Regions from separate parts of the Homo sapiens genome. Here region 2 is linked to region 1. A link is an interaction called in ENCODE POLR2A ChIA-PET data of the cell type or tissue named here. Cell type or tissue: OCI-LY7. All regions are shown on one strand. Each heading gives the region's core, and the rest is flanking DNA. Links, peaks and the distances in the headings are about the cores only.

Evidence for each region. ChIA-PET counts read pairs that join two places held together with the same protein. Peaks named below come from ENCODE experiments on the same cell type or tissue, not always from the same donor. Only the 100,000 strongest peaks of a DNase experiment are listed, where the experiment ranks them.
Region 2: POLR2A ChIA-PET joins it to region 1 with 5 read pairs; 4 of 35 experiments call an interaction of 5 or more read pairs at or near these places.

Annotation. Positions count from the first base shown.
Region 1 is chr1:23,923,107-23,938,503 of GRCh38, reverse strand. MIR378F (microRNA 378f) reads right to left here and starts at 9,434; the gene lies at 9,357-9,434. In OCI-LY7, for the core only: no CTCF peak of the experiment used is centred there; DNase peaks (open chromatin) are centred at 6,853, 7,163 and 8,023; H3K4me3 peaks cover 1,620 bases; H3K27ac peaks cover 3,066 bases.
Region 2 is chr1:23,705,063-23,720,459 of GRCh38, reverse strand. No RefSeq gene overlaps it. Among named protein-coding and RNA genes, the nearest start is that of RPL11, 21 kb to the right of the region's middle. In OCI-LY7, for the core only: a CTCF peak has its summit at 3,917; no DNase peak of the experiment used is centred there.

The DNA.
Region 1 (15,397 bases), core at 3,302-11,301:
CATGGTGGTGGGCGCCTGTAATCCCAGCTACTCAGGAGGCTGAGGCAGGAGAATCACTTGAACTCGGGAGGCAAAGGTTGCAGTGAGCCGAAATGGCGCCACTGCACTCCAGCCTGGGCAACAAGACTGAAACTCCGTCTGAAAATAATGATGATAATAATAATAACTCTGCACTCCTCCTCTCTTTCCAGACCCTGCAACCACCATTCTATTTTCTGTTTCTATCTCTATGCAATTGACTACTTTGGGTAACACATATAAGTAGAATCATACAATATTTATTCTCTTGTGTCATATTTGTCCTCTTGTGTCTTGTAGCTTATTTAATTTACTGACCATAATGTTTTCAAAGTTCCTTCATGTTGTAGCATATGTTAGAATTGTCTTCCTTTTGGCCAGGCACAGTGGCTCACGCCTGTAATCCCAGCACTTTGGGAGGCTGCGGCGGGCGGATCACGAGGTCAGGAGATCAAGACCATCCTGGCTAACACGGTGAAACCCCATCTCTATTAAAAATACAAAAAAAAATTAGCCGGACATGGTGGCGGGCGCCTGTAGTCCCAGCTACTCGGGAGGCTGAAGCAGGAGAATGGCGTGAACCTGGGAGGTGGAGCTTGCAGTGAGCCGAGATTGCGCCACTGCACTCCAGCCTGGGCAACTGAGCAAGACTCCATCTCAAAAAAAAAAAAAAAGAAAAAAAAGAAAAAAAAAGAATTGTCTTCCTTTTTCAGGCAGAATAATATTCCATTGTATGTATATTCCCATTTTGTTTATCCATTGATCTGTCAACAGACATTTGAGTTGTTTCCCCTTTTTGGCTATTGTGAATAAGGCTGCTACGAACATAGGTATTCACAGGCTGTTCTAGTCCCTGCTGTCAATTCTTTGGGGTGTACGCCCAGAAGTGAAATTTCTGGATCATATGGTAATTCTAGCTGTTCCCTCAGAAGCACGTGATCTTTGTTAGACCCTTATTAGTGGTTCTGCTTTTTGCCCTTTGAAGCATGTGATCTTTGTACCTACTCCCTGTTCTTACACCCCCTCCCCTTTTGAAACCCTTAATAAAAACTTGCTGGTCTGAGACTTAGGCAGGCATCACGGTCCTACTGATATGTGATGTCACCTCCAGCAGCCTAGCTGTAAAATTCCTCTCTTTGTACTGTCTCTCTTTATTTCTCAGCCGGCCTACACTTATGGAAAATAGAAAGAACCTATGTTGAAATATTGAGGGTGGGTTCCCCCAATATGGTCCGGGGGTAGAGAAGAGAATTTTCTGAAACTAGAACATAAAAATGTAAGGGTTAATGATGTAACCACCCAATGGATTCTTCCTGCCTGCTGCATAAACAAAGACCACAGCATTGCAGTAACGAAAGAGTACAATAGACATGAGGCCGGTCACACAATGTGACAGACAGAATTAGGACTCAAATAAATCTCATCCAAAGCTGGTAGTTTAGGAGTTTTCCAAAGGCACTTTCGAGGAAGGGCTGCGGTGGCTAGGCTTGCTGCTGATTGGTTGGGACAGAGATGAAATCATAGGGGGTGGAAGCTGTCCTGAGTGCTGAACTACTTCTGAGTGGGACCACAGGAGCAATGTCGGTGGGTAGAGGCAGAGCCAGGTACGGGTGGAGCCATTGGTTTCAGACTTCCAAAAACTGAAAAGATACTCAAAAGGCCAATCTACAATAGTGGTGTTACCTGCAGGAGTGGCTGGCAATTAAACAATTTCTTCACCTTAGCAGAATTCAGATTCCTCTCCTCCCACAGCCTGATGACCTTTCATTGGCTTAACAAAGACAGTTGAGTTTTGGGGAAGGCCTATTATCATTTAAAGTATAAACTAAATGTCTCTCAAAGTTAGCTCAGCCCCAAAGCCCAGGAATAATTAAGGGAAAGGCAAGATGGGTGTGGATTAGATCAGATCTCTTTTACTGCCATGATTTTCTTACTGTTATAATTTTTGCAAAGGTAGTTTCTCTTTTTATTTTATTTTATTTTATTTATTTATTTATTTTTTTATTGATCATTCTTGGGTGTTTCTCCCAGAGGGGGATTTGGCAGGGTCATAGGACAATAGTGGAGGGAAGGTCAGCAGATAAACAAGTGAACAAAGGTCTCTGGTTTTCCTAGGCAGAGGACCCTGCGGCCTTCCGCAGTGTTTGTGTCCCTGGGTACTTGAGATTAGGGAGTGGTGATGACTCTTAAAGAGCATGCTGCCTTCAAGCATCTGTTTAACAAAGCACATCTTGCACCGCCCTTAATCCATTTAACCCTGAGTGGACACAGCACATGTTTCAGAGAGCACAGGGTTGGGGGTAAGGTCACAGATCAACAGGATCCCAAGGCAGAAGAATTTCTCTTAGTACAGAACAAAATGAAAAGTCTCCCATGTCTACTTCCTTCTACACAGACACGGCAACCATCCGATTTCTCAATCTTTTCCCCACCTTTCCCCCCTTTCCATTCCACAAAACCGCCATTGTCATCATGGCCCGTTCTCAATGAGCTGCTGGGTACACCTCCCAGACAGGGTGGTGGCCTGGCAGAGGGGCTCCTCACTTCCCAGAAGGGGCGGCCGGGCAGAGGCGCCCCCCACCTCCCTCTCGGACGGGGCGGCTGGCCGGGCGGGGGCTGACCCCCCACCTCCCTCCCGGACGGGGTGGCTGGCCGGGCGGGGGGCTGACCCCCCCACCTCCCTCCCGGACGGGGTGGCTGCCGGGCGGAGACGCTCCTCACTTCCCAGACCGGGTGGCTGCCGGGCGGAGAGGCTCCTCACTTCTCAGACGGGGCGGTTGCCAGGCAGAGGGTCTCCTCACTTCTCAGACGGGGCGGCCGGGCAGAGGCGCTCCTCACATCCCAGACGGGGCGGTGGGGCAGAGGCGCTCCCCACATCTCAGACGATGGGCGGCCGGGCAGAGACGCTCCTCACTTCCTAGATGTGATGGCGGCCGGGAAGAGGCGCTCCTCACTTCCTAGATGGGATGGCGGCCGGGCAGAGACGCTCCTCACTTTCCAGACTGGGCAGCCAGGCAGATGGGCTCCTCACATCCCAGACGATGGGCGGCCAGGCAGAGACGCTCCTCACTTCCCAGACCGGGTGGCGGGCGGGCAGAGGCTGCAATCTCGGCACTTTGGGAGGCCAAGGCAGGCGGCTGGGAGGTGGATGTTGTAGCGAGCCGAGATCACGCCACTGCACTCCAGCCTGGGCACCATTGAGCACTGAGTGAACGAGGCTCCGTCTGCAATCCCAGCACCTCCGTAGGCCGAGGCTGGCGGATCACTCGTGGTTAGGAGCTGGAGACTGGCACGGCCAACACAGGGAAACTCGTCTCCACCAAAAAAATACGAAAACCAGTCAGGCGTGGCGGCGCGTGACTAGGCACTAGGCAGGCTGAGGCAGGAGAATCAGGCAGGGAGGTTGCAGTGAGCCGAGATGGCAGCAGTACAGTCCAGCTTCAGCTCGGCATCAGAGGGAGACCTTGGAAAGAGAGGGAGAGGGAGACTGTGGGGAGGGGGAGGGGGAGGGGGAGGGAGAGGGAGAGGGCAAAGGTAGTTTCAATGGGATTATGAAAATTGGTATATTTTGCAAATGAAAAATAAAATTGTAAGTCCCCCAACCATCTGAATGGATCCTCCTCTCAACCAAGAGCATTCCAAAGTTAACCTGAAAAATTAGTTCAGGCCATGATGGGAAGGGGGAGTTGGACATGCCTCGTTATTCCCTCCTCCCTTTTGGAATTCAGACACAGCTGACCAGCATTAACATTAAAACAGATCTTAAGACTGATAGAACAGGTCAGGTGCAGTGGCTCATGCCTGTAATCCCAGCACTTTGGGAGGCCAAAGTAGGCGGATCACCTGAGGTCAGCAGTTCGAGACCAGCCTGGCCAACATAGCAAAACTCTGTCTCTATTAAAAATACAAAAATTACCTGGGTGCAGTGATGGGTGCCGGTAATCCCAGGTCCTCGGGAGACTGAGGCAGGAGAATCACTTGAACCCAGGAGGCAGAGGTTGCAGTGAGCCGAGATTGCACCAATGCACTCCAGCCTGGGTGACAGAGCAAGACTCCATCTCAAAAAATAAATAAATAAATGTATTTTAAAAAGCTCCCTTGTCCATTCCCATTATATCTTTCCCATTGCGAACACCAACAATTGTTTATGAAGGCTAGAGTCTTTTGTTATAATGTTGGATGCATTAGGCCTCAGGGGCAGGTCTCTGACCTTCCGCTGCCTCCTTTCATCTGCCCCAAGGCAGGACTTGGAGTCTTAAGACTCTCCGATGAGAGGGTCCCACTCTATACCCTGTGGGAAAGAATGCTAATATCATGAAGCTTCCATAAAAACCCAAGATTGACTAGGTCAAGAGAGCTTCCAGATAGCTGAACACGTGGAAGCCAGCAGGAAGGGGAAGAAAAACTGGTCCAGGTGCTGGGAGGGTGGCGCACCCCAACTCCACAGGGCCAGAAGCTCCTGCGCTTGGGCCCCTTCCAGACCTCACCCTATGTATCCCCTCATCTGGCTGGTTATCTGTTTCCTTTAACATAGCTTTCTTAGTAAACCAGTAAATGTAAGTGTTTCTCTGAGTTCTGTGAGCCACTCTAGCAAATTAATCGAATCCAAAGAGGAGGCTGGGGGAACCCCAGCTTGAAGCCAGTCGGTCAGAAGTTCTGGAGGCCCAGACTTGTGACTGGGAGAGTGGAGAAGGAGGGAGCAGTCTTGGGGACTGAACCCTCAACCTGTGGGATCTGGCACTGTCTCTGGGTAGATAGTGTCAGACCTGAATTGGAGGCCACCTGGCTGGTGTCTGCTGGTTGGTGGTAGGGAGAGATGCACACACGTTTGGTTATGTAGCAGGACAAGCCGCAGACAAAACCCCTCAGACACTGAGTTAAAGAAGGAAGGGCTTTATTCGGCCGGGAGCTTCGGCCAGACTCACGTCTCCAACAACCAAGCTCCCCAAGTAAGCAATTCCTGTCCCTCTTAAGGGCTTACAACTCTAAGGGGGTCCGCATGAGAGGGTCATGATGGATTGAGCAAGCAGGGGGTACATGACTGGGGGCTGCATGCACCAGTAATCAGAACGGAACAGAGCAGGACAGGGATTTTCACAGTGCTTTTCCATACAATGTCTGTAATCTATAGATAACATAACTGGTTTAGGTCAGGGGTCCATCTTTAACCAGGCCCAGGGCTCGGCGCCGGGCTGTCTGCCTGTGGATTTCATTTCTGCCTTTGAGTTTGTACTTCTTCTTTCATTGGAGGCAGAAATTGGGCATAAGACAAGATGAGGGGTGGTCTCCTCCCTTAGTCACAGAAGTTTTCTTCTGTGTAGTTGATCATTGTGGTGTGAGAGTAGAGGAAAAACCCAGTGTTAGGAGAGTTTCTCCCTAGACAATCTTTCATCAGTTATATGATTTGCAACTATGTCCTCCCATTCCCTAGGTTGCCTTTTGAGAAACTGTTGATACTATCCTTTGATTTAGAAAAGTTTTTAAATTTGATGAAGTCTTGTCTGTTTTGTTCTTTTGTTGCCTGTGTTTTTGGTTGTCATAGCCAAGAAATGATTGTCAAATCCACTGTCATGAAGCATTTGTCCTATACTTTCTTGCACGTTATGGTTTTATCACTTACATTTAGATATTTGATCAGTTTTAAGAGTTAATTTTTTATTTTTATTTTTTTAGAGACAGAGTCTCACTCTGCCGCCTAGGTTGGAGTGCAGCGATACAATCATAGCTCACTGTAACCTCGAACTCCTGGGCTCAAGGGATCCCATTTTTAAGTTAATCTTTGTATATGATGTAGGTGAGGGCCTCACTTCGTTCTTTGGCACGTGAACATGCAGTTTTCCCAGCCCCATTTGTTGAAAAGTTATCATCCTTTTCCATTCAATGGTCTTGGCAGCTCTGTTCCATTGATCTGTATGTCTGTCTTTATGCTAGTTCCCGCTGTTTTTGATACTGCAGTTTGTAGTAAGTTTTGAAAGCAGGAAGTGTGAGACTTCCAACTTTGGTCTTTTTCAATTGTTTTGGCTTTTCGAGGTCCCTAATATGCCATCACTTTTGCTATATGCTATTTGTTAGACGCTAATCACTAATCCCCACACTCAAGGAGGGGAGATTACCCAAAGGATTTGAATACAGGGAGGCAGAAATTACTGCAAGATATTTTAGGGGCTGCCTACTACAATAGCTAACTTTTTTTTTTTTTTTTGAGATAGAGTCTCACTCTGTCACCCAGCATGGAGTGCAGTGGCGCAATCTCGGCTCACTGCAAGCTCCGCCTCCCAGGTTCACACCATTCTCCTGCCTCAGCCTCCTGAGTAGCTGGGATTACAGGCGCCCGCCACCACGCCCAGCTAATTTGTGTGTGTGTGTGTGTGTGTGTGTGTGTGTGTGTTTTTAGTAGAGACGGGGTTTCACCATGTTAGCCAGGATGGTCTCAATCTCCTGACCTGGTGATCTGCCCACCTTGGCCTCCCAAAGTGCTGGGATTACAGGCGTGAGCCACCGCGCCCAGGCTACAATAGCTAACATTTACTGAGTACTTAATATAGTAAGTCATATGTGTATATACTCGTATAATCTTCACAACAGCCCTGGGAATCAGAAATATTACTATGCCTGATTTGTAACAGAGGAAATTGAGGTTTAAAGAGATTAAACAATTTACCCATGGCCCTCCAGCTGGGATTCAAACCCAGTCTGTCCAACTCCAAAGCTGTGCTTTTAACCCTTACACTGCCTATGCACACATAATTACTTCCATGTCTCAGATGAATGGGAAATGTTGCTGGTTATCATTTAGAGCTTAGCTTGATGATTTGCAAAAGTCTCAGATGACTGCTCATGAGTAGAAGAATAAGCGCTCTCAGCTGAATTTAGTATTAGTCAAATGAATTTGAGAAATCCTATTTTAGTTCAATGCCAACTTGTTATAGAAGTTTGCTACCCACTGTGGAAAAGAAAGGACAAACCCATAAACATACTGAAGAATTTTTCTTCTTGCTGCAATGGAAACTATTTATGTTCTCCAGCTTCTATAAGAAGAAGCTTGGCTCGAAGGAAGCTTCTGGACCTAATTTCATAAGCAGCTGCCTCATAACGTAAAAATCTCTCTCAGACATCTCCTAGAGCTTCTGATTCACGTCACACATGAGAGAACTCGGTGAAAACAAGTTTCCACAGAGCCTCTTCTCCTAAGAAAGTTCTGCTTTCAAATAACTCCATCTGCACCTCCTCCCCAGCCAGATTCTAACACTGGTGAAGAGACAACCTCCTTCTTACCCTGAGGAACGTGTCAGGGAGTGTCTGAATGAGTTATAAAGATTCTCTTCTCCTCTTTTCCCCCTTCTTTTGTGACCACATCTGCAAACTCTGAAGAAAGAACATGTTGGTTTGGGTTTAAAACCCAGAATAGAAAGCTGGCATTAGAAACGTTTCAGGAATGCTGAGAATTTTTAGAGGTGTTCTTTTTTTTATTTTTTGAGACAGAGTTTCGCTCTTGTTGCGTAGGCTGGAGTGCAGTGGCGCAACCTCAGCTCACTGCAACCTCCGCCTTCCAGGTTCAAGTGATTCCCCAGCCTCAGCCTCCTGAGTAGCTGGGATTACAGGCATCCGCCACCAGCCCCAGCTAATATTTTGTATTTTTAGTAGAGATGGGGTTTCACCATGTTGGCCAGGCTGGTCTCGAACTCCTGACCTCAGGTGATCCACCTGCCTCAGCCTCCCAAAGTGCTGGGATTACGGGTATGAGCCACTGCGCCTGGCCTAGAATGTGTTCTTAAAGGTTCTTGTTCTCATTATGTTTTTATGAGCAGGTATAATTGTCTTAGTGTTTCGGCTTAATAGAGGAATCCACTCCATTCAAATATTTTTTTTTTCTGAATCCCAACTCAGTCCTTGGCACTGGATGGGATGCTGTGAGGGTGCAGAGAGGAATAAGACGTGGGGCTTGCCCTTAAGGAGCTTTAACAGGAAGACCCAGAAATAGGAGCAACTATGTCTGCTATAAGGCAGAACAGGCCAGATGCTATCAGGGAGTTGCAAGTAACCATAAACATGTGCCAAACACAGTCTCTACAAAAAAAAAAAAAAAAAAAAAAAAAAAAGCAGGGTATGGTGGCTCAAGCCTGTAGTCCCAGCTACTTGGGAGGCTGAGGTGGGAGGTGGGAGGATCACTTGAGCCCGGGAGGTCGAGGCTGCAGTGAGCTGTGGTTGCGCCACTGCACTCCAGCCTGGGCAACAACCAGAGTGAGAACATATCTCAAAAAAAAGAAAAAGTTTTCGGCCGGGTGCAGTGGCTCACACCTATAATCCCAGCACTCTGGGAGGCTGAGGCAGGTGGATCACCTGAGGTCGGGAGTTCGGAACCAGCTTGACCAACATGGAGAAACCCCATCTCTACTAAAAATACAAAATTAGCCAGGTGTGGTGGCGCACGCCTGTAACCCCAGCTATTCAGGAGCCTGAGGCAGGAGAATCGCTTGAACCCGGGAGGTGGAGGTTGCGGTGAGCCGAGATCGTGCCATTGCACTCCAGCCTGGGTGACAGAGTGAGACTCTATCTCAAATAAATAAATAAAGTTTCCTCCCCTCTGCACATGCACTCCTTTCATTTACAGAAGCCCTTTTCTACACTCTCACAAGCTGTCCTGAGAGTTTCACCCACCCCCGCGGGGACAGCACAGTGTTAAGAGCACAAGCTCTGGAGCAAGGCAGCCTAGTGTTGAATCCCAGCTCTGCCGTGCAGACGATGCATAACTCTGGGCAAGTTACTTAACATCTCTGGGACAGTTTCCCCATTGGGAAAATGAAGATAATATTTCCTGTTGGCCCAGCACAAGTGGCTCATGCCTGTAATCCCAGCACTTTGGGAGGCCAAGTCGGGAGGATCACTTGAGCCCAGGAGTTCAAGACCAGCCTGGGCAACATGGCAAAACCTCATCTCTACAAAAAATACAAAAATTAGCTGGGTGTGGTGGCACACGTCTGTAGTCCCAGCTACTTGGAGGCTGAGGTGGGAGGATCACTTGAGCCCAGGAGGTCTAGGCTGCAGTGAGCAGTGATCGTGCCACTGTACTCCAGGCTGGGTGACAAAGCAAGACCCTGTCTCAAATAATAATAATAATAATAATAATAATAGTAATAATATTCCTTATCTTGTTGGGTGGTTATGCAGATTAAGTGAAGTGGTCAATTTAAAGGGTTTAGTGGTCAGTTCATACAGAGCATTCAATGAATTAGCAGTTGTGACATCTCCATTTCCTAAATGAGAAGGCTGAGGTGTAACTGGTCCAACTGATTTGCCCAGAATTATTCAGCTAGTAAGCAGTAAGGGCAGGGCTTGAGCCCAAGACTTCTGGCTCCAAGTCCAGTGCTCGTTCTGTTGTTTAGCAGCCTGAAAACTATGGGAGTCCAGGACCTGACCCAGGGGCTGGGGAGGAAGAGCAGGAAGTGGGAGGAGTGGAGCTCCAGAGAGGTTTCCTAAGATAACATGGAATGGAGACTTTCTTTGAGCTGCTATATGTGAAAGCCTTCGTCTAAGGATTATTTTCAACAGCAACTCAATTTATTGGGTATCCTACTCAATGTATTAGTGTAATTTCTTTCTTTACATTGAATGTTCAACACCTTTTTTTTTTTTTTTTTGAGATGGAGTCTCACTGTGTCACCTAGGTTGGTGTGCAGTGGCGTGATCTCGGCTCACTGCAACCTCTGTCTTTCGAGTTCAAGCGATTCTCCAGCCTCAGCTTCCTGAGTAGCTGGGATTACAGGTGCACGCCACCCCACGCCCAGCTAATTTTTGTATTTTTAGTAGAGACATGGTTTCGCCATGTTGGCCAGGCTGGTCTCAATCTCCTGACCTCACGTGATCCACCTGCCTGGCCTCCCTGTTGGGATTACAGGTGTGAGCCACTGTGCCCAGCTGAATGTTCAATTTCTTTTGATTGATCCCTCTTCTGTGTTCCCAAACACACTGTACAAATTCTGCTATTGAAGAGTAATTGCCCCAAAATTTAGTGGCTTAAAGCAACAAGAATCATTTCATCATCTTTCAAGGTTTCAGAGGGTCAGGAATTCAGAAAGGGATTGCCTGTGTGGTCTGACTTGGGGTCTCTCATGTGGTTGCTGGTGGTGAATGGTGAACGGAGCTGGATGGGCATAGCTCTGCCTTCATTTACTCTCAGAGCGGGCCAGGCGCAGTGGCTCACGCCTGTAATCCCAGCACTCTGGGAGGCCGAGGCGGGCAGATCACGAGGTCAGGAGATCAAGACCATCCTGGCTAACACGGTGAAACCCCGTCTCTACTGAAAATACAAAAAACTTAGCCGGGCGTGGGTGGCGCGCGTCTGTAGTCCCAGCTACTCGGGAGGCTGAGGCAGGAGAATGGCGTGAACCCGGGAGGCGGAGCTTGCAGTGAGCCCAGATCACGCCACTGCGCTCCAGCCTGGGCAACAGAGTGAGACTCCTTCTCAAAAAAAAAAAAAAAAAATTATCACTCTGACATACTCTACTGGTTGAAATGGTCTCAAACGTCTTCTCAGGTTATCTTTGGAAAATACAACCCACCAGGTATGCTTTTGTGTCTACCTTTCCTGCCAGAACACTCATTCATGCAGTCACTCAGGTACTCATTTGTTCCCTCATCCAACATTTGTTGAGTACCTGTTGCTCTCCAAACACTAAGGCAGGCCCCTTATATAGATTATTTCATCTAATATTCAGGTCAACCCTTTGAAGTAAATGCATAATCCCCGTATTTAACACATGAGGAAGCTAAGGTTCAGAATGGTGCAGTGACTTGCCCAAAGTCATGTGAATGAGTCGAGAACCCATGATTTGAACCCATAACTATCCATTCCAGAGCCTATGCCCGTTCCTTAACCAGCCTGCCCTCCCAGGATCAGCATAACCTGGCTGCCTTCAAGGCTTTTGAGTTTGTACCTTGGCTAAGCTCTGTGCTCTTCATGCCCCCAGGACTGGTCAGAGGGGCTGGGGAAAGGAACGAGGGAAACACTGTCTGGGGCCAGTGGGAAGGAACCCCAAGTCCTGTGCCAGCTATGGAACTTCCACTTGTGGTCCCAGGGGTTCTGGCCACACAGTGCAGGGTTGGGATTCATGCCCTTATTGAGGAGACAACACCTATTCACACATGACCAACAGGGGTTATTTTGGTGCCAACTCCAGTCAGCTGAGTGTCAGCATGGAGTGCTGAGTTGAGAAAGATCATGAGCAGAATCTGGGCTGGGCAGGATTAAGGGTCTTGATCCATTAGTTATGTCTGCCACTGATACATAACCAGGTATGTTGGCACATGGGCCTTGCATCCCAATCTTACAAAACTACATCTCTTTTCATATGGGACAATACTAAGAAGCAAGCACCACAAGGGCAAGGATTTTGTCTGTTTTCATCCCCGCTATATCCCCAGTGCCTAGAACAGTGTCCTTCAGGGATTAGGATCTCAGTGAATATTTGTTGCATGAATGAGACAATTATGGTTTAGTGGTTAAATGGATTGACTCCAAGCCTGTCCCAATTCTAGGTTTGAATTCCATCTGTGCCACTTGATGGCTGGATAATATTGGATAAGTTGCTTTGTTTAACTTTTCTGAGACTCACCTACTTCATTCGTCTATTCATTTATTCATTCAACAAATATTAGTTGAGCACCTAATGGATGTTGAACACCTAATTTTGGGGATGTACCAAACACTGTTCTAGACACAGGGGACGTAGAAGTGACCAAAATAGATATAGATCCCTGCTGTTATGAAGTTTATATTTTAGGAAGGAGGAACAGAAAAATGAACAAATGAAATATACAACAGGTGTTGGCTGGGCACGGTGACTCATGCCTATAATCCCAGCACTTTGGGAGGCCAAGGCCAGCGGATCACAAGGTCAGGAGATCGAGACCATCCTGGCTAACACTGTGAAACCCTGTCTCTATTAAAAATACAAAAAGTTAGCCGGGCGTGATGGCATGCACCTGTAGTCCCAGTTACTCCAGAGGCTGAGGCAGGAGAATAGTGTGAACCCGGGAGGCGGAGCTTGCAGTGAGCCGAGATTGCGCCACTGCACTCCAGCCTGGGGGACAGAGCGAGACTGTCTCAAAAAAAAAAAAAAAAGAAAAGAAAAGAAATATACAGTAGGTGTCATGTGATGATAAATGCTTTGGAGAAATACTAAATGAGTCAGGGGGCCAGGCGCGGTGGCTCACGCTGTAATCCCAGCACTGTAATCCCAGCACTTTGGGAGGCCAAGACCGGTGGATCACCTGAGGTCAGGAGTTCGAGACCAGCCTGGCCAACATGGCAAAACCCCATCTCTACTAAAAATACAAAAATTAGTTGGGTTTGGTGTAATCCCAGCCTATAATCCCAGCTACTCGGGAGGCTGAGGCAGGAAAATCGTTTGAACCCAGGAGACGGAGGCTGCAGTAAGCCAAGATAGTGCCACTGCACTCCAGCCCGGGTGACAGAGCGAGACTCCATCTCAAATAAATAAATAAATAAATAAATAAAATTTTTAAAAATAAAATGAGTCACAGAACAGGAATTCTGGAGTGAGGTGGGAGAAGATTTGCCTCCTGGCCTATAGGACCATGTGAAGATTACACTCCGGAGTACAAAAGATGGTGAACTTGGTCTTACCCAAAACACCTAGAGCTCCTCTTACCTACTTCCTGGGGAATATTATGTTATATTTGAATATGTAACACAATATAGATATATAATCCTTACTGGTAAGTGTTGTGAGGGTTAAATAAGAAAATATTTGTGAAAAGTTTAACTCTGTGTCTGGTATACAGTGAGGGTTCAGTGAGGAGGTTTATTAGTGTTTTCCTTTCATTTATTCAGTAGACATTTACTAACTATTGACTATACACCAGAACCAGCCACCTGGGGCTAAGTGTTATGACTCAGTTCAGCCAATGCTTCACCTTCCCAACTGGACTGTAAACACGTTGAGGGCAGGAGTTATGTCTAATTCAGTCCCACATGGAAAGTCAGAGCAGGATGGTCTCTCCCATCTTCTGCTTTTGTAGGAGAAGAATCTGAGGCTCACACTTGTTCAAGGCCACATGGCAGGATGAGGCAGTGCCAGAACTAGAACTTGGTCTCTGATCTGGTCTTTCCTCCCCTGTTGCTTCCTCATCCATCCAAGGATCTCCCGAATCCCCGGTTATTAACTCTTGGCTATACCCTTTTATGGGTCCTGCAAGCTGTTGTTAAAGACAAAATTATTAGTGACACTCATTCAAGATGGTAAGGAAGCGTTTATTCAAGGGGGGGGGGCGCATCATGACAGGTATAAAGACCACTTCAATGGGGTTTTGCAGTTGGGGGGACTCAAGTCCACATACAGAATCAGCAAGTGGAAATTTATAGCCAAGGAGCAGGGTGGGGATCACCGGATGAAAAATTACTAAGAGAATACATCAGAAGTAAGGGGAGGGGGGCTTCTGGCTAAGCCAACCTAACATCCTGGCTGAAGGCAAGCCAGGATCATCAGATGTCACCTGGGAGGTGGTGGAGGATGAAGGACCCTATCAGATATTGAGGGTGATCAGACATGGAGGACAGGAGATTCTAGCTAAATCAACTTCACAGGATTCTTGCTGACATTGACCAATGCAGAGATGAACACAGAAGTCAAGGTCTCGTTGAAAAGTTCAAGGCTAGGCCGGGCACGGCGGCTCTCGCCTGTGATCCCAGCACTTTGGGAGGCCGAAGCGGGAGGATCTTCCAAGGTCAGGAGTTCGAGACCAGCCTGAGCAACATGGAGAAACCCCCTCTCTATGAAAAATACAAAATTAGTCGGGTGTGGTGGCACATACCTGTAATCCCAGCTACTCAGGAGGCTGAGGCAGGGGAATCGCTTGAACCCGGGAGGTGGAGGTTGTGATGAGCTAAGATTGTGCGCCATTGCACTCCAGCCTGGGCAACAAGATCGAAACTCCACCAAAAAAAAAGAAAGAAAGAAGAAAGAAAAGAAAAAGAAAAAAGAAAAGTTCAAGGCCTGAGTAGAGTTTGGTCAAGGAATCTTTGTCACTATTCAGCCTGTGATATAAAACCATGAAGTCGTTCAGTCAACTTTTCCTGGAAGTTCAAACCTATCCACAGCTTCTCCAGCCAACTGGAGTCGGGAGTGCCCAGCCAGTTGGATGCTTTGGCATCTGCTCAGAGTGGAAACTGCAGCTGCAGACTTTGCTGCGGTTGTTCAGTCGCCAGTGACCCAGCCAGTCCAGCGGCATGAAACGCCTCCTTCTGACCCATTTGTTTTAACCCCTGTGTTGGGGCCCTGGACTCTAACTTCTCTTTGTACAGAAAACAGCTCTTCCTGCCACCCCTGGCCCCTTTGGGCTCTGTTTTGTCCTTAGCCCTAACTCTCTTTGCCCTCCCTCCACGTCTCTGAACCCTTGCAAGGATGGGAGTGGGAAGTGGAAGACAGGTTTTTCCCTGTCCCTCTTCCTCCAAGAGGTTGCACCCCCTAATGGGCTACCTTCTCATGTCCCCTGTCCTTTGTGTCCTGCTGATCACTCCAACTCAGCACCTGGGCCCCAGAATGCATCTTATGTCTTTTTGACTCATTCTCCAAGCACAGTTCTAGACACATAAACAGACAAATAAATACTTGCTGGCTAATTGACAGGTACAGCAATTTAAGGAAACAAAACAAAAACTGAACGAGAAATGGGACTTGTGACAAGCTGGGAAGACTTCCTGGAGGAAGAAGGACTTATGTTGGGCCTGGAAGAAGGAGTCAAGACCAAATTGATAAGCAAGAGTCAGAGGGCATTGCAGGCTAAGAGAATCAAAGGTGTAGAGGTGAAAATATGTGGGCAGATTAGAATTCCAGACCTAGAGAAGAGGCTCTCTAATAAGTATTTTCAGCTTGTGATCCATTGGTGAGTAATAAAAATTATTTCTTTGGCTACAAATGGCATAGTTAAATAAAATAAAATTAATTAGAACTGAATAAAATAAAAAGGAAAATATCAGAGTGTATCCCGTATAGTAAGAATTATTGGTTTCACGAAACTGAAGTTGCAATTTTACATATAGTATGTATTATATGTGTTTCTGTTTTTGTTTTTTGTTTTTATGTTGTTGTTTGTTTGTTTGTTTTTGAGATGGAGTCTTGCTCTGTCATCCAGGCTGGAGTGCAGTGGTGTGATCTCAGCTCATAGCAACCTCCACCTCCCAGTTTCAAGCAATTCTCCTGCCTCAGCCTTCCGAGTAGCTGGCACTACAGGCATGCACCACCACACCCGGCTAATTTTTGTATTTTTAGTAGAGACAGGGTTTCTCCATGTTGGCTAGGCTGGTCTTGAAATCCTGACTTCTGGTGATCCTCCCACCTCGGCCTCCCCAAGTGCTGGG
Region 2 (15,397 bases), core at 3,779-11,778, 220 kb after region 1:
GGAGTTTCCAGAGCACATAGCCTGTAACCACCAGGAAACAGGCAGAGATACAGAGCCTCGAAGCTGAGAAAGACAGTGCCTTACTTCTCCTTGAAGAGGGGCCTTGTGTGGTGAAAGTAACACATCTGTGTTCTAATTTGACTCCTCACCGGCTATGTGACTTTGGGTTAGACGGACCTCTAATATTTGCATGGCTGATGGCAAAAGTGTATACAGAGGCCCACATACCATTTATCTAAATATTTAAAAGTTAAAAACTAACAAACCATTAAATACAGTTTTTACTCTATCCTATCCTATTCTGTTCTCTTACTTCGATGAATATACCTTCATAATGACCTGGGGCTAGGTTTAAATTTAACATTCTCAGATTCCTAAGAGTTCTTGGGGATGTGGTGGCACAAGGAGAACTAGCCCCTAACCTACATGCTGTTCTTCCCACCTGCATTAGGCAGAATAATGTCCCCTCCCCACCCCAGGTGTCCACACCCTGATCCCAGGAACCTGTGAATATGTTATCTTACATGGCAAGGGGGAATTAAAATTGCTAATCAGGCCAAGCATGGTGGCTCACACCTGTAATCCCAGCACTTTGGGAGGCCGAGGCAGGAGGATCACTTGAACTCAGAGGTTTGAGACCAGCCTGGGCAACATTGCAAGACCTCATTTCAATTTATATTACAAATTTATTTATTTTAATACAATAAAAATTGCTAATCAGCTGACCTCAAGATAGGGAGATTATCCTGGATTATTGAGGTAGCCCAAAATAATCACAAGGGTGCTTCTAAGTGAAAGCGAGAAGCATGAGTCAGAGTCAGAGAAGATGTGATGACAGAGGCAAAGGCTGGAGTGATGGGATTGCTGGCTTTGAAGGTGGCCACCAGCCAAGGAACACAGGTGGCCTCTAGAAGCTGGAAAAGGCAAGCAAACAGATTCTCCCTGGAGCCTCAGGAAGGACACAGCCATGGCTATACCTTGATTATAGCCCAGTGAGACCCATTTTGGACCTCTGGCCTCCATAAATGTCAGATAGTAAGTTTGCGGTAATTTTTTTACAGCAGAAATAGGAAATGAATACACTGCCTTAGTCTCTGTCCTGCACCACAGGGCCTCACGTTCAGCCCAGGGGTCACACCAGCTCCTAAGTGCAAAGTCACACTCACAGACAGATGCCCCTTGGCCACCCCTTGGGCCTAGGGGTACACACACCAGTGTTCTGGGGAGGAGGGACCCAGGGAAGAGGCTCTGGAAAACAGCAGGGAAATCTGGGGTTGTGACATGTGTAGCATGGTCTAGAAAGGGGTATGGGCTTAGGGTTGGCACAGCTCCTAGGCTGCACGGCCTCCTCACCTGCTCACTTGGGGTAAATGGCTTCACCTCCCTGAGCCTCATCTGTAAAATCAACCATGTGGATCATTATTGAGCACATCATCTGAGCCAAGTGTCCTACTTAGTATCAGAGATTTGAGAATGCCTCATCCTTGTCCTCAAGGAACTCATCTCCTAGTAATTCTGACCTCACAGGGCTTCTACCCAAGAAGGGAATGGTAGGTAAAGCAGCTGACACATAGAAACCCCTCAATAAACTTTATTTTCCATTCCTTTCTACTTAACCAAATCAAGGGGCTTACCAATTAAAAATAAAAATCCCTTGCCCAAACTCTTTGATGGATTCCATCTGCTCCTAGGAGGGGCCTAAAATCCTTTGCAAGCCCAACCTCCACCCCACTCTGTGTTCCACATACAAACCTTGTAATTCCTCAACTCCACCAAAGGGGCGCTCCTGCTTCTGGCCTTCGCCTTGCTGTTCCTGCTGCCTGGAATGTCTTGTCTTCCACAAACACCCACCCCTTCTCACCAAGCTTTCTCTTTCAGGGCTTAGTTGAAATGCCATTCTCCTGGTGAAGCCCTTCTCGGTTTCAGAACCCCACTAACCTGAGCAGGTTTACCTGCCATCTTCTCTCCCAACACCAGATAGGACTCTCTGTAGCACTGACCATGATGGCTATTATATGACTACTATTTGTATTACCTTTTGTTGGTTAAATATAAAATGAATTTATTTTCATAATTTTAAATTTCATGTTCTTCAAGACAAAGTCTCAAATGTATTATTTTTGTGTTGTGGTAAAATAAATACATATATCTAACATTTAGCTATGCCATTCAGTCAGTGGCATTCTGTAGATCCACACTGCAACCATCACCAGTATCCATCTTATCCATCTCCAGGACTTTTTCCATCCCATGCTCAAACTATGCACCCAATAAACAATAACTCCCTATTTTTCCCTCCCCCAGCCCCTGGCAACCATAGTTCTATTTTTATCTCTGTGACTGTGACTACTCTAGGTACCTCACACAAGTGGAATCATAGAATATTTGTCCTGTTCTGATTGGCCTATTTCACTTAGTATAGTGTTTTCGAGGTTCACCCAAATGGTAGCACGTATCAGGATTTCATTCCTTTTTTTTTAAGGCTGAGTAATATTTCATTGTATGGACAGACCACGTTTTGTTCATCTATTCATTTGCTGATGGATATTTGGGTTGTTTCCACTTTTGGCTATTACGAATAGGGGTGCTATGAACATCAGTGTACACATATTGGTTCCTGGGCTTTCCATTCTTTTGGGAATATGCCCAGAAGTGGAATTGCTGGATCAAATGGTAACTCTATACTTAATATGTATTACTTTTTGTCCACTTTTTATTGGTTTATGCTCCCTCCCCACTTCCTCCACTGTAGTCTAGCACCATGAGGGTAGAAGCCACGTCTGTCTTCCTCTGTGTTTCATTGTGTGGTACCCTCACTAGACTGTGAGCTCCCTGCAGGCACAGATTGTGACTAAACCATCTCTATATCCCTGGTGGGGGCACTAAATAGTTGGTGAACCCATAAGTAAGTGAACTAGAGCAAAGCGCCTAAAATAAAGGCGATACATCGATGGGTCCAGCATGGGCTTGGCCCTTCAATCAACATTTGTTAAATTAATGAAACAATGGCAATTTAGCTGACTTGGGTGAAGGCTGGAAGCCTGAAGCAGATGTCACAGAAGAAAAGTGACAACAATTCCTGACGGGGATTTTCACTCCCAGAGGTCCCAAAGAGACTGACTGGCCATAGATCTGCCTGGTTTTCTCCCTTTCTTTTTCTTTCTATGACTGGCCATAGATCTGCCTGGTTTTCTCCCTTTCTTTTTCTTTCTTTCTTTTTTTTTTTTTTTTCCGAGATGGAGTCTCACTCTGTCGCCCAGGCTGGAGTGCCATGGCGTGATCTCGGCTCACTGCAACCTCTGCCTCCCGGATTCAAGAGATTCACCTGCCTCAGCCTCCTGACTGAGTAGCTGGGATTACAGGTGCACACCACCATACCCGGCTAATTTTTGTATTTTCAGTAGAGATAAGGTTTCACCATGTTGGTCAGGCTGGTCTCGAACTCCCTCGTGATCTGCCTGCCTCGGCCTCCCAAAGTGCTGGTATTACAGGCGCGAGCCACCGTGCCCAGAGATGAGCTCTCGCCATGCTGCCTGGCTGGAACGCAGTGGCTATTCACAGGTTCAATCACAGCATGCTATGGTCTTCAACTCATGGGCTCAGCCTCCCACGTAGCTGAGACTACAGATGCAAGCCATGTTTTTGTTTCCTTAAGTTTTCTGACATTCATGCCTTTACATGGGGTTTCATACTCCCTATGTTCTTATCTGAAGCTATTTGGTAGAATCATATAAAACTGAGCCAGGCACTGTGGCACATGCCTGCAATCCCAGCTACTTGGGAGAATGAGTGGGAGGATTGCTTGAGCCCAGGAGTGTGAGAACAGCCTGGGCAATATAGCAAGACCCCGTCTCAAAAACCAAACCAAACAAAATTGAGCCCACGGATCTATGCTTCGTATCTCCTCTTGGGGCAACAGAGCACAGTGTGAGGGGTCACTGTGAATCAGAAGGATCAGGGTTAGCATTCAAGTTCCACCACTTCCTGGTGGTGACTCTGAGGCCCTCTTTTCCTTGTAAAATAGGAATGTTATATATAATTCATAGGACAACTGTAAAGATGATCTCAAATATGTCAAACACCTAGAACAAAGGAGATACATACTGGCCATGTTAGTTCTCCCTTATCTCCTCCTCCTCCTGTCTTTCTCCATTCCTCTCAATCCCCCTGTGTGTGCTCAGCTGATAGACATGATAATATCTTTTTTTTTACATCAGCATGAGGGAAATTTATAAAACAAGGACCAAAGGAATATATCCTGGAGCACAGAGGAATTCATTATACACACATTCTCTCCATAGAGGTTCAGTCCACAATTAAAGCTGAGAGATTCTGGCCCGGCGCAGTGGCTCGCGCCTGTAATCCTAGCACTTTGGGAGGCCGAGGTGGGCAGATCACCTGGGGTCAGGAGTTCGAGACCAGCCTGGCCAACATGGCAAAACCCCATTTCTACTAAAACTACAAAAATTAGCTGGGCGCAGTAGTGGGTGCCTGTAGTCCCAGCTACTCGGGAGGCTGAGGCAGGAGAATCACTTGAACCTGGGAGGTGGAGGTTGCAGTGAGCCAAGATCGTGCCATTGCACTTCAGCCTGGGCAACAGAGCAAGACTCTGTCTTAAAAACAAAATAATAAAAAAAAAAAAAAACTGAGAAATTCTTTACAATTCCCAGATAAGAAATGTTAGACACATTGACAAACACTGACCACATGACCACATGGATGATGGCAGCAACTCACAGGTCTACACTGTGGTGGGGTTTGCCTGGCACTGTCACATACATGATCTCTCTTGAACCGGGCAGGAAACAGATGGAAAGCATAAAGATTTACCTAAGGTTACACGGCCTGCATAAGGCAGTAGGGTATAATGCAAAGCATTCAGGAGATTTGGGTTCAAATTCTGACTCTGTCATTCCCTCATTCTGTGACTTAAAGCGATATAAAGTAAATGAGACTCTGATTATCTGTTTAAAAAAAGATAATTACTTGAGGCATATGATTTTTAGACACTTGTCCTCTACAGTATGATACTGTACCTTCTTTGAGAGAGAGAAAGGACAAACTGAATGCAGAGGGGGAAAGGCGAGCATCAAGTTCCACCCAAAGGATGCTTGGGGAGAGGTGCTGGGAGGGTGGTGTGTCGAGGGAGGGCATGGAATCTGTGTCCTCTCCCCCATACCTTGCCTTTGCATCTCTTCATCCGGCTGTTCACAAATTTAAGTGTCTCCCTGTGTTCTGTGAGCCATTCTAGGCAAATTAATTGAACTCAAGGAGGGGTAGTGGAACCGTGATTTATAGTCTGTTGGTCAGAAGTATAAGTGATAACCAAGTTGTGACTGGCATTTGAAGTGGGGGCAGTCTTATGGGACTGAGCCCTCTATGGAAAAGAGCAGGACACCAGGCAGAACAGCACCTAGAGACCTTTAAAAGTAAGCCAACGTCATAGTAACCACACAAGGGTTGATCCCTACAGGAGACTTGGTGCTCACCGCATAAGCCCAAGCAAGCCTAAGCCTTAGCATCTTGATGCAACTATGACCAAAGCTTCCACCTGGTTTCTCTGCTTCTGCCATACCCACCCCTGCAATTCATTCTCCACACTGCCACTACAGTCACCTTTTCAAAATTGAAAATGAGGGCTGGGCACCGTGGTCCATGCCTGTAGTCCCAGCCACTGGAGAGGCCCAGGCAGGAGGATCGCTTGAGGTCAGGGGTTCAAAACCAGGCTAAGCAATATAGCAAGATCCCATATTTAAAACTTAAATAAAAGAAAATGCAGCCATATGCCCTCCACAGCTGAAAACTCTCTAACAGCTCCTGATCTCACTTCATAAACAAACAAACAACCAAATAAATAATGCTTAGAAGACCAGTGGCATCAGCATCACCTGGGAACTTGTTAGAAATGCAAATTCTTTTTTTTTTTGAGACAGAGTTTTGCTCTTGTTGCCCAGGCTGGAGTGCAATGGCGCAATCTCGGCTCACTGCAACCTCCTCCTCCCGGGTTCAAGCAATTCTCCTGCCTCAGCCTCCCAAGTAGCTGGGATTACAGACATGCACCACCACACCCAGCTTATTTTGTATTTTTAGTAGAGACAGGGTTTCACCATGTTGGTCAGGCTGGTCTCGAACTCCTGACCTCAGGTGATCCACCTGCCTTGGCCTCCCAAAGTGCTGGGATTACAGGTGTGAGCCACCACGCCAGGCCTAGAAATGCAAATTTTCATCCCCATTTAAGATCTACTGAATCGGAATCCCTAGGGGGCCCAGGAGTCTATGTTCTTTTTTTTTTGAGATGGAGTCTCACTCTGTCGCCCAGGCTGGAGTGCAGTAGTGCAATCTCGGCTCACTGCAAGGTCTGCTTCCCGGGTTCAAGCGATTCTCCTGCCTCAGACTCCCGAGTAGCTGGGGGGACTAGAGATGCCTGCCACCACACCCAGCTAATTTTTGTATTTTGGGTAGAGACGGGGTTTCACCATGTTGGCCAGGTTGGTTTCAAACTCCTGGCCTCAAGTGATCCACCCACCTCGGCCTCCCAAAGTGCTGAGATTACAAGTGTGAGCCACTGCACCCGGCCTGGACCTTGCTTTAATATGTCAACTTCCCTCTTAAAATATAAACCTCCAAACTGACCATAGTCTTCCAGATATGCTCTGATCAGTGGCAGGTACTTTGAAAGACTGGACCAGGATACTAGATTAACTATCTCAAGCCAAGCTCTTTATTCTGTAATTGCTTTATAGAACCTACATTAGATAACTTCAAATTTGTTGTTACCATCTTCAAAAACATAAGAAAAGTATTGACTTGAAAATTATAGACCAACGCTTGTCAATTCTACTGAAAACATCTGATATTCTAGAGGATAAAAGACTTTTGAGAATTCCCAAGTATATGCCTCCATATAACTGTCTCTAGAATATGAAATAAAATATAACTAGAAAAAGACTCTCGGATACCCACTGATCATATAAATCCAGGACTACAGTGCTTTATAGAGTTAGTTAAATTATCTTTCCAACTTTTGCCTGACCTTTTTCTTCTTTGATAATTTTTTTTTTTTTTTTTTTTGTGAGAGGGAGTCTCGCTCTGTCACCCAGGCTGGAGTGCAGTGGCGCAATCTTGGCTCACTGCAAGCTCTGCCTCCCGGGTTCACACCATTCTCCTGCCTCAGCCTCCTGCGTAGCTGGGACCACAGGCGCCCGCCACCACGCTCAGCTAATTTTTTGTATTTTTAGTAGAGGCGGGGTTTCACCATGTTAGGCAAGATGGTCTCGATCTCTTGACTTTGTGATCTGCCCACCTCAGCCTCCCAAAGTGCTGGGATTACAGGCATGAGCCACCGTGCCCGCCCAGTAATTTTTATACTGGATGTAAATGATGAGAACAAATGGCTTTTCCTCTGCTGCAGAATGAACAGTACTGTCTATACAGAGGCTGCCTCCCATCATGGATCCAAGTCTCTGATGAAGCTGACCTCTATCTCCAGCTGATTTCCATCTCAGAAACCGTTTTCTTTAGATTGCCTCATTTTCTCTCGTCTTCCATCACCTTCACTAGCAGGTGACTTTCATATAGATGTCGGTTACGGTATCTCAGCAAAATTATAAATTAAAATTTGCTATGGACTTTCAGGGTTGCACGTAAACAGCAGTAATTAACACCAGATGTCACTTGACTAGCTTTACTTGCCACCCCCTCTCCAACTGCCTCAATTAGGCCAAATCATCTCTCATCAGGAATATGGCAAAATGTTCCTGCTGCTTCTGCCTTTGCCCTGTACACTGCCCTTGTTCCCTGTACACTGTTGCTAGGATGAGCTTTCTTTTTTTTTTTTTTTTTTTTTTTTGAGATGGAGTCACTCTCTCGCCCCGGCTGGAGTGCAGTGGCGCGGTCTCGGCTCACTGCAAGCTCCGCCTCCCGGGTTCACGCCTTTCTCCTGCATCAGCCTCCCGAGTAGCTGGGACTACAGGAGCCCGCCACCACACCCGGCTAATTTTTTGTATTTTTAGTAGAGATGGGGTTTCACCGTGTTAGCCAGGATGGTCTTGATCTCCTGACCTCATGATCCGCCTGCCTCGGCCTCCCAAAGTGCTGGGATTACAGACATGAGCCATCGCGCCTGGCCTAGGATGAGCTTTCTAAACATGAAGGTAACTGATAATAGTTATGACCATTTGTGTCATAGTTATATGCCAGGTATTTACATTATTTTTGCTCCTCATAACCAAGTCAGATAGGACTATTTATTTCTATTTACCAAAGAAACTGAATTCAGATAAATTAAGAAAGTCATGAAGATCACAAGGTTATTAAGAGCCAGAACTAGGATTCCATCCCAGATCTCGATGGCTCCAGAGCCCATGCCCTTCCCAATGCAGCTGACTGGATTTCAAGATCAGGCTCAGGCTCTTTAGGTTGATGTTCAAGGCCCTTCAAAAATCTAGTCAATTCAGTCCCATTTCCTGTCAGGCCCCCAACACTCTCTCAACTCCAGGCATACCAAATACCTAATATCCTTCTTGCTTCCATAACTTGGTGATCCCTATTGCCTTGCCTGAGATGACTTTTCTCCAAACTCTTTTCTTTGCCTGGTTTGTCATGATAATAGATTTAAATCAAACGGGTTTTTTGTAATCCGCTCCCCCCACCACCTCCCGCCCCACCACTCCTTCACACAGTGCTCACAGAACTACCTAAGCAAACTCCTGCCACACCATATGTCACCCTGTGTTCTAACCTGCTGTATCCTACAGTGTGGGGTGGCACTACTGGCAGCCCAAATGATTTTAGATGGCACATGGATACCATATTAATTAACAATGAATCACAAAGTGAGAAAGTCATTCTCTTTCCAGTTCTCTTTCAATCTCTCTGACGACAATGAGGAAGGGTCAGTATGGTGCTGGTGTATTAAGGTGGTGATTAACAGCATGGCCTCTGGAGCCAGACTGCCTGGGTTCAATCTCTGCTATACCACTTAACAGCTGAATGGGTTCTCTGTGCTGTATCCCCCAGATCCCAACACACAGCCAGGCACACAATAAAAATTTGCCAAATGAATGAGTTCAGCAAACATTCTTAGAACAGAATCAATGGGAGGCACTCCTAAGGCTTGACAGAGGACAGATAGATGCCTTCCGAGTTCATGAACCTGAATCCAAGAGAGATGTTTATAGTCTAACACAGTTCCTTCACGAACCTGAATCCAAGAGGGATGTATATAATCTAACACAGTTCCTTCACGAACCTGAATCCAAGAGGATGTATATAGTCTAACACAGTTCCTTCACGAACCTGAATCCAAGAGGGATGTATACAGTCTAACACAGTTCCTTCACGAACCTGAATCCAAGAGGGATGTATACAGTCTAACACAGTTCCTTCACGAACCTGAATCCAAGAGGGATGTATACAGTCTAACACAGTTCCTTCACGAACCTGAATCCAAGAGAGATGTATACAGTCTAACACAGTTCCTTCACGAACCTGAATCCAGGAGGGATGTATATAGTCTAACACAGTTCCTTCACGAACCTGAATCCAGGAGGGATGTATATAGTCTAACACAGTTCCTTCACGAACCTGAATCCAAGAGAGATGTATATAGTCTAACACAGTTCCTTCACGAACCTGAATCCAAGAGAGATGTATATACTCTAACACAGTTCCTTCACGAACCTGAATCCAAGAGGGATGTATATAATCTAACACAGTTCCTTCACGAACCTGAATCCAAGAGGGATGAACCTGAATCCAAGAGGGATGTATATAGTCTAACACAGTTCCTTTATGAACCTGAATCCAAGAGAGAGGTATATAGTCTAACACAGTTCCTTCATGAGCCTGAATCCAAGAGGGATGTATATAATCTAACACAGTTCCTTCATGAACCTGAATCCAAGAGGGATATTTATAGTCTAACACAGTGGTTCTCAAAGCTTGGTTCCGGGATCAGCCTCAGCATCACCTGGGAACTTGCTAGAAATGCAGATTCTCAGACACCCCAGATTTACTGAATCAGAGATTCTGAGGGTGGGGGCCCAACAATCCAGCTTTTACAAGCCGTACAGGAGATTCTAATGTACTCTCAAATTTGAGCATCACTGATCTTGTAGGACAAAGATGCAGAGCAGCTGGAAGGCAGGCAAGGCAGAACCCAGAAAGCACAGACAGAGAGGAAAGAGCTGCTTGCAGGACATCTCTGTATCAGAACAGACCTGCAGATTGAGACACTACTAGGAAGAGCCATGAGAGTTCAACCTTGTCAAGATGGTGAAATGATTTGTCTCTTATGGATCTGTCAGATGCTAGGCAGGAAACCAGGCCATCTGGGTTAGGCTTGGCTCTGCTACTAACCAGCTGTGTGATCCTGCGCATGGCTCTTTACCTCTCAAACCTATTTCTTTACCCATAGAGGCTGCATTGAGGGTCCTGCCCTCAGGTAGAGTTCCCCACACATGGCGCAGGACTCTCCCAGTGACTCATCCCTACCTTTATTTCTACTTCACTGAGAAAATGAAAGCAATGCGAAGAGAACTGAAGAGAACTGAACCCAGGACTGAATCTTAGGGTACTTCAGCATTAAGAGGCCTGAGAGGCGGCCGGGCACATCCACAGAACTCCATCCCGTATCTACCACCAGCCAACATGTGCACTCACACAGGCAGGCTCCCAACTTATCACCAACACCCCAGCCACGCTTCTATCCAAGTCTAAACCCCCTCTGTGTGCTACAAGCCAACCCTTCTCACCCACTCAAGGATATTGCTACTGCAGGTCTCCCTTCTCCCACATCAATTTTTCTCTCTACTGGATTTTCTCAGTCATAGAAAGTTTTTTTCCCACTTTTGTTCCCCTTGACAGCAGAACTCCTTGGAAGCATTGTCTACCAGTTGTCCCCAGTCACTCTCCTCACCTTCTCTCTGAAGCCCACTATACTCAGGCTTTCTGGCCCATCACCCTGGCAGCACTGCTCCAGAGAGGCCACGAGAGGCCTTCATGCTGTGAAGTCCAATGCCTAATTCAAAGTCCTCGTTTTACCGGACTCTTTGGGAGCACTCACCTCAGTTCATCATCCCTCCTCCTTCACACACCCTGACTTTACTTCCAGGTTACCAGGCACTTGGTTTATCTCCTACTTTACCGGTCCCTCTTTCTCCTTTGCCAATTCCTCTTGTTTCCTCACAACTCTTTTTATTACTATTATTATTCTTATTTTTTGAGTTGAGACAGGGTCTTGTTCTTTTTTTTCTTTTTTTTTTTTTGAGACGGAGTCTCGCTCTGTCGCCCAGGCTGGAGTGCAGTGGTGCGATCTCGGCTCACTGCAAGCTCTGCCTCCCGGGTTCACGCCATTCTCCTGCGTCAGCCTCCCGAGTAGCTGGGACTACAGATGCCCGCTACCACGCCCGGCTAATTTTTTGTATTTTTAGTAGAGACAGGGTTTCACCGTGTTAGCCAGGATGGTCTTGATCTCCTGACCTTGTGATCTGCCCGCCTCAGCCTCCCAAAGTGCTGGGATTACAGGCGTGAGCCACTGCGCCCGGCCAAGACAGGGTCTTGTTCTTTTGCTGAGGCTGGAGTCCAGTGGTGTGATTTCAGCTCAGTGCAGTGTTGTACTGCTGGACTCAAGCAATCCTCCTGTCTTGGCCTCCCAAGTGGCTAGGACTACAGGTATGCACCACCATGCCTGGCTAGTTTTTTTAAAACAATTTTAATAGAGACTCACTATGAGGCTTTGCTATGTTGCCCAGGCTGGTCTCGAATGCCTGGCCTCAAGCAATCCTCGCACTTTGGCCTCCCAAAGTGCTGGGATTACAGGTGTGAGACACTGTGCCCGGCCGCCTCTCAGGCCTCTTAATGCTTAAGTACCCTAAGGTTCAGTCCTGGGTCCTTTTCCCTTTCTGTCATACTCACTCCCCTATGACTTCATCCAGTCTCAAGACTGTAAATACGGACCTCCCTATGCTGAAGACCTCCAAACAGATATCTGCAGACCAGCCTCCAGAATGCCTACTCAACATCTTCCTTTAGATGATAGATTTTAAGTTACGCATGTTCAAAATGGAATTCCTAACTGTCAAATCTGTTCCATGCTACCTTCTCCATCGAAATTAACAGCAACTCCATACTTCTTTTGCTAGGGGCCAGAAACTTGAGTCATTCTCAACTTCACTTTCTCTCTTATCTTTCATCCAGTTGTCCATGGAAATCTTGCTGGTTTACCTTCAAGATGTATCTATCATCTGCCCATGTCTCACCACCTCCAATGCTGCCACGACGTCTGGACCAGCATGAATGCCTGGCCTCAACCTCCCGGGCTCAAGCCATCTTCCTGCCTCAGCCTCCCAAGCAGATAGGACTACAGTTGCACAAGAGCACTGAGCTGACAATACTTTCTGATAAGTCTTCCTGCTTCCACCCTTACCCCCCATATTCTGTTTTTAATATGCAGTTACAGTTTTAAAATGGAAGTCAGATCATGTGATGCCTCTGCCAACCTAGCAAGGAGTGATTCATTTCGCTCCCAGTAAAGGCCATAGTCTTTCTAACACCCTACACAGCCTGCACAGCGGCTGCCCATCATCTCTGACCCCCTCCTCCTCTTGCCCTCTCACACTGCCTGGCTGTAGTGGGCTCAGTGCTATAACGCACCTCTGCCTGAAGGCCTTTGCTCTAGTCTTCCATCTCTCCAAAAGCTCCTCCTCACAGATCCAAGTGCCCAACCCTTACCCACTTCAAATCTCATCTTCTCAGTGAGGCCTCCTCTGACCAGCCTTTCCTCACCCCCTCACCCCACTCTACTTTTTCTTTTCCCAACACACATACCATCCTATAACATTCTCTGTAATTTACTCGTGGATTGCTTATTGTCTGTCTCCCTCCATTAGAATGTAAGCTCCAAGGCAGGGATCTTTGTCTTTGTTCACTGATGTATCCTATGCCCCTTAAACAGTGCCCAGCACATGGTAGACGCTCAAAAAAAAGTTACTGGATAAGTGACTTTAGTGGACACACTTTTGTTTTGTTTTTGAGATGGAGTCTCGCGCTGTCACCCAGGCTGGAGTGCAGTGGTGCGATCTCGGCTCACTGCAAGCTCCGCCTCCCAGGTTCACACCATTCTCCTGCCTCAGCCTCCCGAGTAGCTGGGACTACAGGCGCCCGCCGCCACGCCCGGCTAATTTTTTTTTGTATTTTTAGTACAGACGGGGTTTCACCGTGTTAGCCAGGGTGGTCTCGATCTCCTGATCTGGTGATCTGCCCGCCTCGGCCTCCCAAAGTGCTGGGATTACAGGCATGAGCCAGCGCGCCCGGCCGTGGACACACTTTTAAAAAATTTTTCTTTTTGTTTTTTCTCTTTTTTTTTTGAGACAAAGGCTTGCTTGCTCTGTCTCCCAGGCTGGAGTGCAGTGGTGTGATCTTGGCTCACTGCAACCTCTGCCTCCCAGGTTCAAGCAATTCTCCTGCAGTAGTTGGGACTATAGGTACCCGCCACCATGCCTGGCTAATTTTTTTTTTTTTTGAGATGGAGTTTTCGCTCTTGTTGCCCAGGCTGGAGTGCAATGGCGCAATCTCAGCTCACCGCAACCTCCGCCTCCCGGGTTCAAGCGATTCTCCTGCCTCAGCCTCCCTAGTAGCTGGGATTACAGGCATGTGCCACCACGCTCGGCTAATTTTGTATTTTTTTTTAGTAGAGATGGAGTTTCTCCATGTTGGTCAGGCTGGTCTCGAACTCCCGACCTCAGATGATCCTCCCGTCTCGGCCTCCCAAAGTGCTGAGATTACAGGCATGAGCCACCATGCCCGGCCTCTGCCTGGCTAATTTTTGTGGTAGAAACAGGGTTTCACTGATGTTGCCCAAGCTGGTCTCCTGAGCTCAAGCAGTCCACCTGCCTCAGCCTCCCAAAGTGCTGGGATTACAGGCGTGAGCCACCGTGCCTGGCCTTTTTATTTTATTTTTTTTAAGACACAGGTGTCCCACTCTTACCCAGGATGAAGTGCAGTGGTGTGATCACAGCTCACTGCAGCCTTCAACTCCTGAGATCAAGCAATCCTCCTGCCTCAGCCTCCCAAGTAGCTGGGACCAAAGACATGCACCACTACACCTGGCTAATTTTTATTTTTATTTTTAATTTTTTGAGACAGAGTCTCACTCTGTCACCCAGGCTGGAGTGCAGTGGCGCAATCTTGGCTCACTGCAACCTCTGCCTCCCGGGTTCAAGTTATTCTCCTGCCCCAGCCTCCTGAGTAGCTGGGACTACAGGCGCCCACCACGCCTAGCTAATTTTTTTGTATTTTTAGTAGAGATGGGGTTTCACCATGTTCGCCAGGTTGGTCTTGATCTCTTGACCTTGTGATCTGCCTGCCTCGGCCTCCCAAAGTGCTGGGATTACAGGCGTGAGCCACCACGCCCGGCCTATTTTTAATTTTTGTTTGTTTGAAATGGAATCTCACTCTGTTACCCAGGCTGGAGTGCAATGGCACAATCTCGGCTCACTGCAACCTCTGCCTCCCGGGTTCAAGCGATTCTCCTGTCTCAGCCTCCCAAGCAGCTGGGATTACGGGCACCTGCCAACACCCCGCTAATTTTTGTATTTTCATTAGAGGCGGGGTTTCACCATATTTGTCAGGCTGGTCTCAAACTCCTGACCTCAGGTGACCCACCTGCCTCAGCCTTCCAAAGTGCTGGGATTACAGGCGTGAGCCACCTCACCCAGCCGGCTAATTTAGATAAAAAAATATGTAGCAATGGGGGGTCTTGCTATGTTGCCCAGGCTGGTCTCAAACTTCTGGCTTCATGCAATCCTTCCAAATGAGCCACAACACCCAGCCAGTCACATTTTTTAAACAGTTACATCTTTATTTTAGTATACTAGAAAGTAATACAATAAACATGTCAAACCTGCAAATTCAGTAGTAACAGAGTTCTTTTATAACTTTTAAACAAAGTATCAGGTAAATAATTGTATTTCCTAAGTAACCTGAAGGTGTTACTTCAAACTGAGAAAGCCTGCCCTCCACACAGCAGAGGCAAATTCAAACCCTCCACCATTCTGGAGGGCCTTTACTGGTAAGGGTTGCATTGGAGAACTCCCAAATCTGGCTGTGCATACAACTCACCTAGGAAGCTCGTTAAACTTTAAACAGAGTCCTTTGTTCCATTTTAAGTTCTCGGGAGTTGGGGCCTGGAATGCACATTTTAAACAAATATCTCAGGTGATTCTCCTATACCCAGCCCAGTACTGTGCAAGGCTTAAGGACTGGTGGATTAAATGACCTCTGAGGGCTCTTCTAGCTCAGAACTTCTGCCTCTGTGGTTGAAACTTGATCAACACATCACACACTGCAGCGTTTTTCAAATTGCGGATTAAAATCTACTTACTGGGCTGGGCGTAGT